2 separate regions of the Homo sapiens genome follow, and region 1 is linked to region 2. The links are chromatin loops, found by intact Hi-C in ENCODE. Cell type or tissue: PC-3. All regions are shown on one strand.

Evidence for each region. A loop is a pair of places that touch in the nucleus more often than their neighbours do. Peaks named below come from ENCODE experiments on the same cell type or tissue, not always from the same donor. Only the 100,000 strongest peaks of a DNase experiment are listed, where the experiment ranks them.
Region 1: it touches region 2 in a loop (7-fold over the local background); 2 of 110 quality-filtered maps call a loop at or near these places.

Annotation. Positions count from the first base shown.
Region 1 is chr4:71,605,602-71,610,601 of GRCh38, forward strand. No RefSeq gene overlaps it. Among named protein-coding and RNA genes, the nearest start is that of GC, 180 kb to the right of the region's middle. In PC-3, no CTCF peak of the experiment used is centred here; DNase peaks (open chromatin) are centred at 2,880 and 3,750; H3K4me3 peaks cover 2,025 bases; H3K27ac peaks cover 2,941 bases.
Region 2 is chr4:71,269,168-71,274,167 of GRCh38, forward strand. The region is part of intron 3 of SLC4A4 (solute carrier family 4 member 4); the gene reads left to right. Among named protein-coding and RNA genes, the nearest start is that of SLC4A4, 84 kb to the left of the region's middle. In PC-3, a CTCF peak has its summit at 1,919; a DNase peak (open chromatin) is centred at 1,924.

The sequences.
Region 1 (5,000 bases), 340 kb after region 2:
GAGAACTCAGCTGACACACACATGGGATTTTATTGTTGGTTTCTTTTTTTAGAAGAAGAATCTCAATCTTCAGAAACTGTGGATATAAAGTACAAAGAACCTTTTTTTCTGAATCTATTCTTAAGTTGCTGATATTATGCTTCATCATCCCTGAATACTTGAATGTGCATTTCCTATAAAAAAGGACATAACCACAATACAACACTCACAATCAGGAAATTAACATTGATACCTTACTACCATCTCGTCCTCAGCCCATGTGTAAATAACATCCTTTGTATCTAAAGAATGCAGTTCAAAATCGCAGCTTGCATTTAGTTGTCATGTGTGTAGTCTCCTTCAATAGGGAACAGTTACTTCTTCAGTCTCTTCTTAACTAACACTCTGACACTTGAAGATTACAGGTCAATTATTTTAGAGACTATCTCTTTGGGTTTGTCTAACATTTCCTTATCTTTAGTTTCAGGTAATGCATCTTTGGCATAAATATTTTTAAAATGATACTGTGTTCTGTTCTTTGTATTTTATCAGGTGGACCTGATAAAATACATCTTGTCTTATCACTGGTGTTTAATCCTTGAATGAGGTGGCATCTGCCAAGGTTGTTCACTGTGAGGTGACTCTTTTTCCCTTTGCAGTTAATAAGCATTTTTTGCAGGGGCAAGTATATGAGACTATGTAAAATCCTCTTTCTCAGCATAGTTTCAATCTGTTTGCTTGTTTGCTTATATTAATATAGACTCATGATTTCCTGTTTTATTTAATGCGTTATTGTCTGCCACTTTGTATTCATTTTGACCTCCAAATTATCCCTGATTTGCCTAGTGGAAGCCCCTTCAACCTGACTTTTTTTTTTTTTCTACAAGTCTCTATGATTCTTTGAGCACTTCCTCACTTTTAGACACCACAAGTTGTTCTAGGCTCACACTGTAGTTTTCTCCCCCAGCCTGGAATCAGCTACTTCTTCACAAAATCCCTAGCTCTCAATGGATAAAGGTCTTTAGAAGTCAAGATCAAGGTGCTAGCTGTGCTTCCTGCCTTTCATTTTATCTCATGCCCTCTCATTATATACACACAGGCACACACCTCTATTTATTTCTATATCTAACATATATTTTGAAAGACCTGAGTTTACACTAATGCCTCCAATGCCAGACAAAACCATAAAGTTCCATATTTGCAGTTCATTCATGAGCAATCTGCACACATTACCCTTAAGGTACTTATTTGTTGATCAATCTACGAGTAAGGAACTCATTCCCATTGTGTCCGGAGTTGGTTCCTTCCAGTGGGTTCATGGTCTTGCTGACTTCAAGAATGAAGCTGCAGACCTTCACAGTGAGTGTTACAGCTCTTAAGGATGGCACAGACCCAAAGAGTGAGCAGTAGCAAGGTTTATTGTGAAGAGTGGAAGAACAAAGCTTCCACAGCTTGGAAGAGGACCCCAGCGGGTTGCTGCTGCTGGCTGGGGTGGCCAGCTTTTATTCCCTTATTTGTCCCCTCCCATGTTCTGTTTTTGTCCTATCAGAGTGCCCTTTTTTCAATACTCCCTGTGATTGGCTACTTTTAGGATCCTGCTGATTGATGCGTTTTACAGAGTGCTGATTGGTCCATTTTACAGAGCACTGATTGGTGCATTTTACAGAGTGCTGATTGGTGCATCTTACAATACTCTTCCTAGCTACAGAGTGCTGATTGGTGCGTTTTTACAACACGCTGATTGGTACATTTTACAACACGCTGATTGGTGCATTTTATGATCCCCTTGCTAGCTACAGAGTGCTGATTGCTGTGTTTTACAATCCTCTTGTAATACAGAAAAGTTCTCCAAGTCCCCATTCGATGCATGAAGTCCACTGGCTTCACCTCTCACCATTGCTGATCCTATTTCTTTCCTCATGGGGACATCCTCGTCACTCCATTCAGGTTTTACATCCTCATTCCTGGCTACTGCCACATCACGGCACCCATGCAGGCACTCTCTTTACTCCCATTAGGCTCTTACACCCCACATTTGGCCACTATCCCAGAAAGAAACCCTCCTCACCACAACTGGTCTTGACACTCTACACTGGATCACCCCCCATACCCAGACATCCTCCTTACCTGACCTGGACACCCAGTTCTTTTTATCATGCCATCCCTCCTACACAGACACCCTCCTCATGCTGCTTGGGCTTTGACTCCCTGTGTTGGGCTCACCCCTTCAGGGGTGTCTTCCTTACCCTGCTTGGCTTTGAGATCCTGCACCTGGGCTATGCCTCTATAGATGTGCTCAGGTTCCAACACCTGCTGCCAGGCTGCCTGCTCACATGGATGTTTTCCTTATCCTACTGAAGCACTGTCAGGCCACCTTGGGCTGCCTCCTTTGGTGGACGCTCTCATTACCCTTAGCTTGCTCTCAATTCTCACTCTTGACCACTGTGGCTCTCCCAGGCTGAGATGGACACATGCTCAACTACACCTGGTTGGCTAGGACTGAAGTGTCCAGGAAAGGAAGTGAAGAAAAGAGGAAGAGAGCTGTTGGTTTATTTTAAATGAGGAACTCCTAACTTTTGTCTTTTATCATCTGTGTGTTTCAATAAGTCTGACACTTTTGTTTCTCTTTGGCAGAATTGTATATACCTAGCATTTTAAGTCATAGAAAGCTACCTGGATTTTTTTTTTTAGACCAAATCCACCATTGGTTTTCCCTTGTCCAGATTAGATTTAATGCAAGCCTTTCCCAATTTGGTCCAAACCTAATTTTGTTGCCTCTTTTCTGTGTACTTTCTGCCAAGTAACTTAGGAATTCAGCTCCTGTGAACTCTTTGCCTTAAACAAATATGTCATGCCCTTTCCCACATTTATGCATACCTTTTTCTTCCTGGAATGCCCTCATACCATTTTTCTGTTTGGAAACCTCTGACTCATTATTTAAAATTCAGATCAAGTGTCACTTCTCAGTGAAACCTTTTTCAACTCCCTCAGGGTGAGTAAGTTCTTTCTGTCTCTTAAGAGAGTGTTCAGAGCACTTGCTATTTAACTTCTATCATCGACCGTGTAAAATTAGGCAAATTGCTTACCTTTCCTGAGTTTCAGTTTCCTCAACTGTTAAGTGGAGATAATAATAGATAATAATCAATAAAGTTGTCCTTAAGGTGAATTGCAAATAATCAACATGCTAATAATTGCTATTTTTATGTTTATCTGATTATGTTAAAATTGTGTGTTCTAGGCTGATGTGGTGGCTTATGCTTGTAACCCTAGCACTTGGAAGGCTGAGGCTGGCAGATTGCTTGAGACCAGGTGTTGGAGACCAGCCTGGGTAACATACTGAGACCTCATTTCTAAAAAAAAAAAAAAAAATTGCTGGGCACACAGTGGCTCACGCCTGCAATCACAGCACTTTGGGAGGCCAAGGTGGGTACATCACCTGAGGTCAGGAGTTCGAGACCAGGCTGGTCAGCATGGTGAAACCCTGTCTCTACTAAAAATACAAAAATTAGTCAGGCCTGGTCGTGGGTGCCTGTGATCCCAGTTACTTGGGAGGCTAAGGCAAGAGAATCTCTTGAACCCGGGAGGCGGAGTTTGCAGTGAGCTGAGATCATGCCACTGCACGCCAGCCTGGGAGACAGAGTGAGACTGTCTCAAAAAAAAAAAACAAAAAAAAACCCTTTTCTTAGATATGGTTCCAGAAGTTAATTCAAAATCCACAATATGTGATGAACATTTTCTGAAGGAAATTATTCATTCTGTAAATATTTTTAAGCGCATACCATGTACCAGGCATATGTTATGCAATAATGTGACCAAAATAGAGATGCTCTTTGATTTCATGGAATTCACAGTCTAGTGAGAAATAATGAATTTAGCAAAGAATTATTCAAGTGAATAAATAAATATATGCAAACTGTGATAAATCTTAAGAAGGATAATAATTACAAGATCAGTGTGGTATCATAGAAAGAAATTTGGATTTTGTTCCTGGCACAGAGTTTCCAAAACTCTTGGAGTTTCGTGATTGATAACAATCATAGAAGCACCTTTTTTTCCAATGAAGCAACTCTCTTGCTGGGCCCCTAATATAGTTTCAGGATAGAGACTGGGGGCCAGAAAGACCAAACTTTGTCTAGAAGCTTGGAAATTTCAGCCCCACTCCCCAACCTTCAGGGAGTGCAGAAAGGTTGGACTCTGTCCTAATCAACAATGGCTGATGATTTAATCAATTATGTGTATGTAATAAAACCTCCTTAAATAAAACATAAACAATGGGGTTTGGAGAGCTTCCAGGCTGGTGAACATGCAGAGGTTCCTGGAGGGTGGTGTGCCCAGATGGGGCATGGAAGCTCTATTTTCTCTCCCATACCTTGCCCTGTGTATCTCTCCCATTGGTCTGTTCCTGAGTTTTACCCTTCATAATAAACCAGAAATAGTAAGTTAAGTGCTTTCCTGAGTTCTATGAGTTGTAGTCAATGATCAGTTCTAAAAAGAGGGTTGTAGGAATCCCTAACTTTGTAGCTATGTTGGACAGAAGGGCGGGTGGCCTGGGGATTTCATACTTGGGATTGGCCTGTGAAGTAAGGGCAGTCTTGTGGGATTGAGCTCTTAAACCTGTGGAGTCTGATGTTAACTCTGGGGGTGTCAGAATTCAATTGAATTGAATTGTAGGAGACTCAGTTTGTTTCAGGAGGAAAAACAACCCCTCATTTTGGTGTCAGAAGTGTTATGAGTAAACATATGTTTATCACATCATTATTTGCAATAACAAAGTCTTGGAATCAGCCTAAGTGTCTATCAACAGATGATTTGATAAAGAAAATGGAATATATATACTCCATGGGATACTGCTCAGCCATGAAGAAGAATGAAATAATGTCTTTCGCAGCAACATGGATGGAACTAAAGGCCATTATTAAGTGAAATGATGCAGAAACAAAAAGTCAAAGACCACATGTTGCCACTTAAAAGTGGAACTAAACAATGGGTACACATGTACACACCAAGTGGAATAATAGACA
Region 2 (5,000 bases):
GTGCAGTCAAATCTTGGAGGATTCCATTATTCATTTCTCCAAAGCTGGGTATATTCAAAATTAGAAAATTACAGCTATGAATAGTTGTTTTCCACTTGATTGGTCTAAAGTCAACTGAATTCTAGAGAAAACTCCTTTGAAAGTGTGTTGCCTTGGAAATGGATGATCGTAGCAGTATAATAGCTTTTACCGTATTTGAAATTCCAGCAGTTTAGGTGACAGTTGTGTCTTTCTGAAGGGTGTGGGCAGATTCTGAACGGGCTTTTCCCGTTGCTCATCAGCTTGGCCATGGCTGCTCTTATTACAGCAGTCACTCATTTTCACAGATGTCTTTAAAAATTTTTTTTTGTTTTTCTTTTCTGAGTTCAGAACATGTAGAAGTAACTTCTTTTTGGCATATTGCATTGCGTGTCTTTGCCTAGCAAGTAGTTGGTGTTAGGAAATGTGCATGGACTTAAGTGGGAACACATAACATTTGTCATGTACTATAGACTTAATAAAGGCTGTCATGTCCATGATTATGTTTAATCCTCGTAAGAACCTTGTGAGAAATATAATGCCAGTGTTATTTTTCCCATATTTTACAAATGAAGAAAGCAAAATTTGTTAAAAAACTATTATACAGTGGTTAAGACCATAGGTTTGGAATCGTAGTTTGTGTTTAGATCCCAGTATACTTTACTTACGAGCTTTTTGATGGTGGGCAAGTAATTTGACTGCTCTAAGTCTCCATTCTCGTGATCTGTGAGGTAAGATGATAAAGAAATATACCTCACCAGGTGGCTGTGAAGGTTACCTGAGTATAAAGCTTTCAAAGGGCACTGGCAAATAATACAGCTTAGTGTATATTAGTTATTATCATTAAGTAACTTAATCACATTCACACATTAGCAAGGAGAAGAGCTGGGACTTGAACCTATGACCTTTGGTTGTTTTTGAGATGAAGTCTCGCTCTTGTCCCCCAGGCAAGAGTGCAATGGCGCAATCTCGGCTCACTGCAACCTCTGCCTCCTGGGTTCAAGCGATTCTCTTGCCTCAGCCTCCCGAGTAACTGGGATTACAGGCACCTGCCACCATGCCTGGCTAATTTTTTTGTATTTTTAGTAGGGGCGGGGTTTCACCATGTTGGCCAGGCTGGTCTCGAACTCCTGACCTCAGGTGATCCGCCCGCCTCGGCCTCCCAAAGTGCTGGGATTACAGGCATGAGCCACCGTGCCCGGCAGAACCTGTGACTTTTAACTCCAGCTTCTACCTTGTTATTTTTCCAAAATACTAGGAATTTCCTTCTTTCTCTTCTCTATGGCAAGTGGCTGCTACATTAAGTTGTTAGTGAAGGGGATGGGTTTTGGAATAAAAGACTTGGGGATTCTGTGAGAACATTTGACCTCCTGGAATAAATCAGCAAATTACTTAAAAATGTAGAAACACACTCCTTATTATTAAGAGCTACTTGGTTCTAACCCAAACTGAACTTAAAAACATCCCCTACTCTGACTCACATTATTAGTATATGAATACTTTTGGATGTACCAGTTATGTGATGTATCCACTGTCCTTAGTAGGGGATTAAGGATAGATGTTGGGTTCCCACATTATAAGCCCCCTTGCTCCCCTCAACCTTTCCTTGCATGGACCTGGTGAGAGTGAGGGGTGGAGCTCATAGGCTCATTGGGGAACAAACCATGGTCTCATCTGCACTGTCTTCTAAGCAAATCAGTTAGATTAAAAGCAAAAGAACAAATTAGCTTGAGATACTTACTGAATTTGGATTGCCCCTTGAAGTGTTTACATTTATTTCCATCCTGCCTCTTCTCTTCCAGGGATCCCTGCTATAGCTTTTTGGACAGCCTAGGTAAGCATGGTGGCTGCTGTGGGTGCCCACCACTACACATCTTTCACGTTTGCCTGCAGGGGTCCTCAGTGCTGCACCATAGATTATGTCTATGTGGACACCTTCACTTGTTTAAATGTTCACTTCTCTGATTATAAAAATAATAATACCTGACCTTTACATAGTGCTTGACAGGTTACAAAGCATACTTGTATACATAAATGATTCTGAGGGATATTTAGAGGTTATTATTTCTGCTTTACATGAGAAAATATAGATCTGAAAGGTGAAATGAATTACCTCCAGAGAGGGGACAAGTATGAGAAGTAGTTAGGACTTGAACATTCCAAATCTGGTGCTCTTTTTACAGTACCTACAGTGATATCTTCTCCCAGAAATGAATTAATGTGTTGGCTAGTTAATAGCTTCTCACATTCTACAAAAGATTTGAGGGGTCTTGAAATAATAAAATATGGGTGGAAATAGAAACCAAACCAGGGAGAACACACAATATCCAGAACCACTAGGATTAATATTGTTCCTACAGTTGAATTTAATTTGTCTTTGAGCTTCCTGGCAGCCAAGATAAAAAGAGGCACAATCAGTTACATATTTCTTATTAGAAAAGGAAAAACATGCTACAGAGAAGTGGAGATTTTACTAGGATTGTATTCAAAATAATTGTTTTGCTTGAGGCCATAGATAAGGAGCAATAAGAATAAATGAAGATAATGCTCTCAACAAAAATTTGTAGCTACTCAATAACATAAAAATGCATTGCAAGGGGGCTAACATTTGCTGGGTGCCTATTATGTGTCTGGCACTCTACTAGTGCATATTTTATTTTATTCTGCATATTTTATTTTATTTAACCCTCATGAACATTTAATGATCACAACTATCTTTTAAAGGTATCATTGTGACCATTTAATGATAAGGAAACTCATCCTCAAATAATTTAAACTATTTCTTCAAGGTCACGTAGCTAGTAAGGAGTAAGCCAGCAATTGAGATCCAGACCTTGTCTGATTCTACAGCCTGTGTCCTCACCATTCTATTCATGCTGCCTATAATGTGTTAGAGACATAAATTAACTAAATGCAAGTATATATAATCTTCTAGTGTTTCTACTTTATCCAAGGATATGTTTTACAGGACCCAGATTATAGGTTGGTCTTCTGTAAACATCATTTCTCTCATCTAGGCTTCAGTAGGAGGTGAGTTGTAGAAAAGCTCATGTAGTGGTGCTGCTTGAGAGTGTTTCCCCAGAGTGTTAACTGTGGCTATGTGTTGTTGTTATTGAATATTAAGCACTTTATACACTACCTTCTTTAGTCTTCCCAGAAGCCCAATAAGGAAGGTACTTATTTCCATTTTGTAGATAAGGAAAGTGAGGCTCATGGAGGTTAAATGACTGAAAGACATACAGGTTCTCAGTGGCGGGATTCAGACACAGATCTTCCTGGCTCTAATTAGCATGTGCTTTACCATTGTACTAGAGGGCGTCATGTTAAGCAAGTGGTAAAGTTGTTAATCTCTTGAAAAAATGGATCTGGACTCTTGTTTGGAAGAAAGACCATCTTGCCTCAGCACTGAGATGACTGCAGGAGGACCTAGAGACAAGTTTGAATTTTCCTAAAAAGGCAGTTGGGTCAGCCTCGGCATGTGGTCGAGCTTTATGTGCACAGTTCCACATCATAACGCATGAAGGATATGACTTTGACATGAAAAGTGTTCAAAGATGCTGTTCCTGATGATTTTTCACAACTACAAGAAAACCTTAAAAATATTTCAGTGGATTTTATTTTATGGGGTCTCTGAGGAACCTACTAAGGTGAATTAAGTACTAGATATAGCAATGTCACAAATTGATTTGAACAAATTTAATTTTGGGAAATGCAGCCAAAATAATAATTTTAGTTTAGAATGGTTAATTTAGAATGGTTCTTTTTGACAGTCATTAAATACCAGAATAAATTATGTGAAAGATGTCACTCCAATTTTGTGATTGTTCTCATAATAATAACTGCCACGTCTACCATCACTACAATAAGAATAGGTAATGCTCACTGAGTTTTGTTCTGAATGCTTGATAAGAAATAGCTTAGTTAAGCCTCATAACAACCCTATGAGGTAGATATAATTATTAACTCCATTTTATAGATGAAATGTAGAGAAGTGAGTAATGCACCCAAGGGCATTCAGCAGGTAAATGGCTGGCTCACTGCACTAGTCTGTCTCTACATATATAGTGGATCAGATAAAGATATACATGCCCCTCTTCTTCACTGTGGGGGAGCATGAAACCAGTTCATATGCAAGTACTTTTAAATCATTAAAAGCAGAACTTAAAAATAATTGGGGCAGGAATTCAGAAGAAGCATAATATTGCTTGCTTAGTTATGAGGAGACCATTCCCGACCACCCTAATTCTTGCAGTGGGAGAAATGTAAAAAGACTGGATGTCTCTATTGAGCTCCTGTAGTTTGGTTCATAGTTGGTTTCAGTCCCCAGGGCCAAAAGCTAGTTAAAGTTTGGAAAAGGTCAGTCTCATGACATTGTTCTTGATACGTTTCCTCACAAGGTAATGCATAGTGTTTGTATTACTGATAGTAGGGTGGTTTTGGGTAAAGCCGACTTGCTCCTTAAACTGAATATTAGACTGAGGATTCTAGAATTCTTTTTTTTTTTTTTTTACAAAACAAAAAATTGGCATAAAGTTTTGAAAGCATAGATAAGTAGTTGAGAAGTAGCTCTGAGAAGCATATGTGTCAAGCGTTGCATGCTGGAATCAGATTGACCTGGTTCAGATGCATGCCCTTGAACCAGTTAACTAACTTCTTTAAGTCTCAGTTTCTTTATCTGAAAAATGGTGGTAATACTGTCTGACTCATGGAACTGTTGTGATGATTAAATGAGATAATCAATATAAAGTGCTTAGCCTAATGACTGACATATAAACTTAAAGTAAATACAGTTGAAACTTGAACAACATGGGAGTTAGGGGCACTGACCTAACACCGTCAAATCTGTGTGTAACTGTTGACTCCTCAGAACTTAACTACTAATAGCCTACTGTTGACCAATAGCATAAACAGTTAATGAACACATTTTATATGTGTATTATATACTGTATTCATATAATAAAGTTAGAGAAAATAAAATGTTA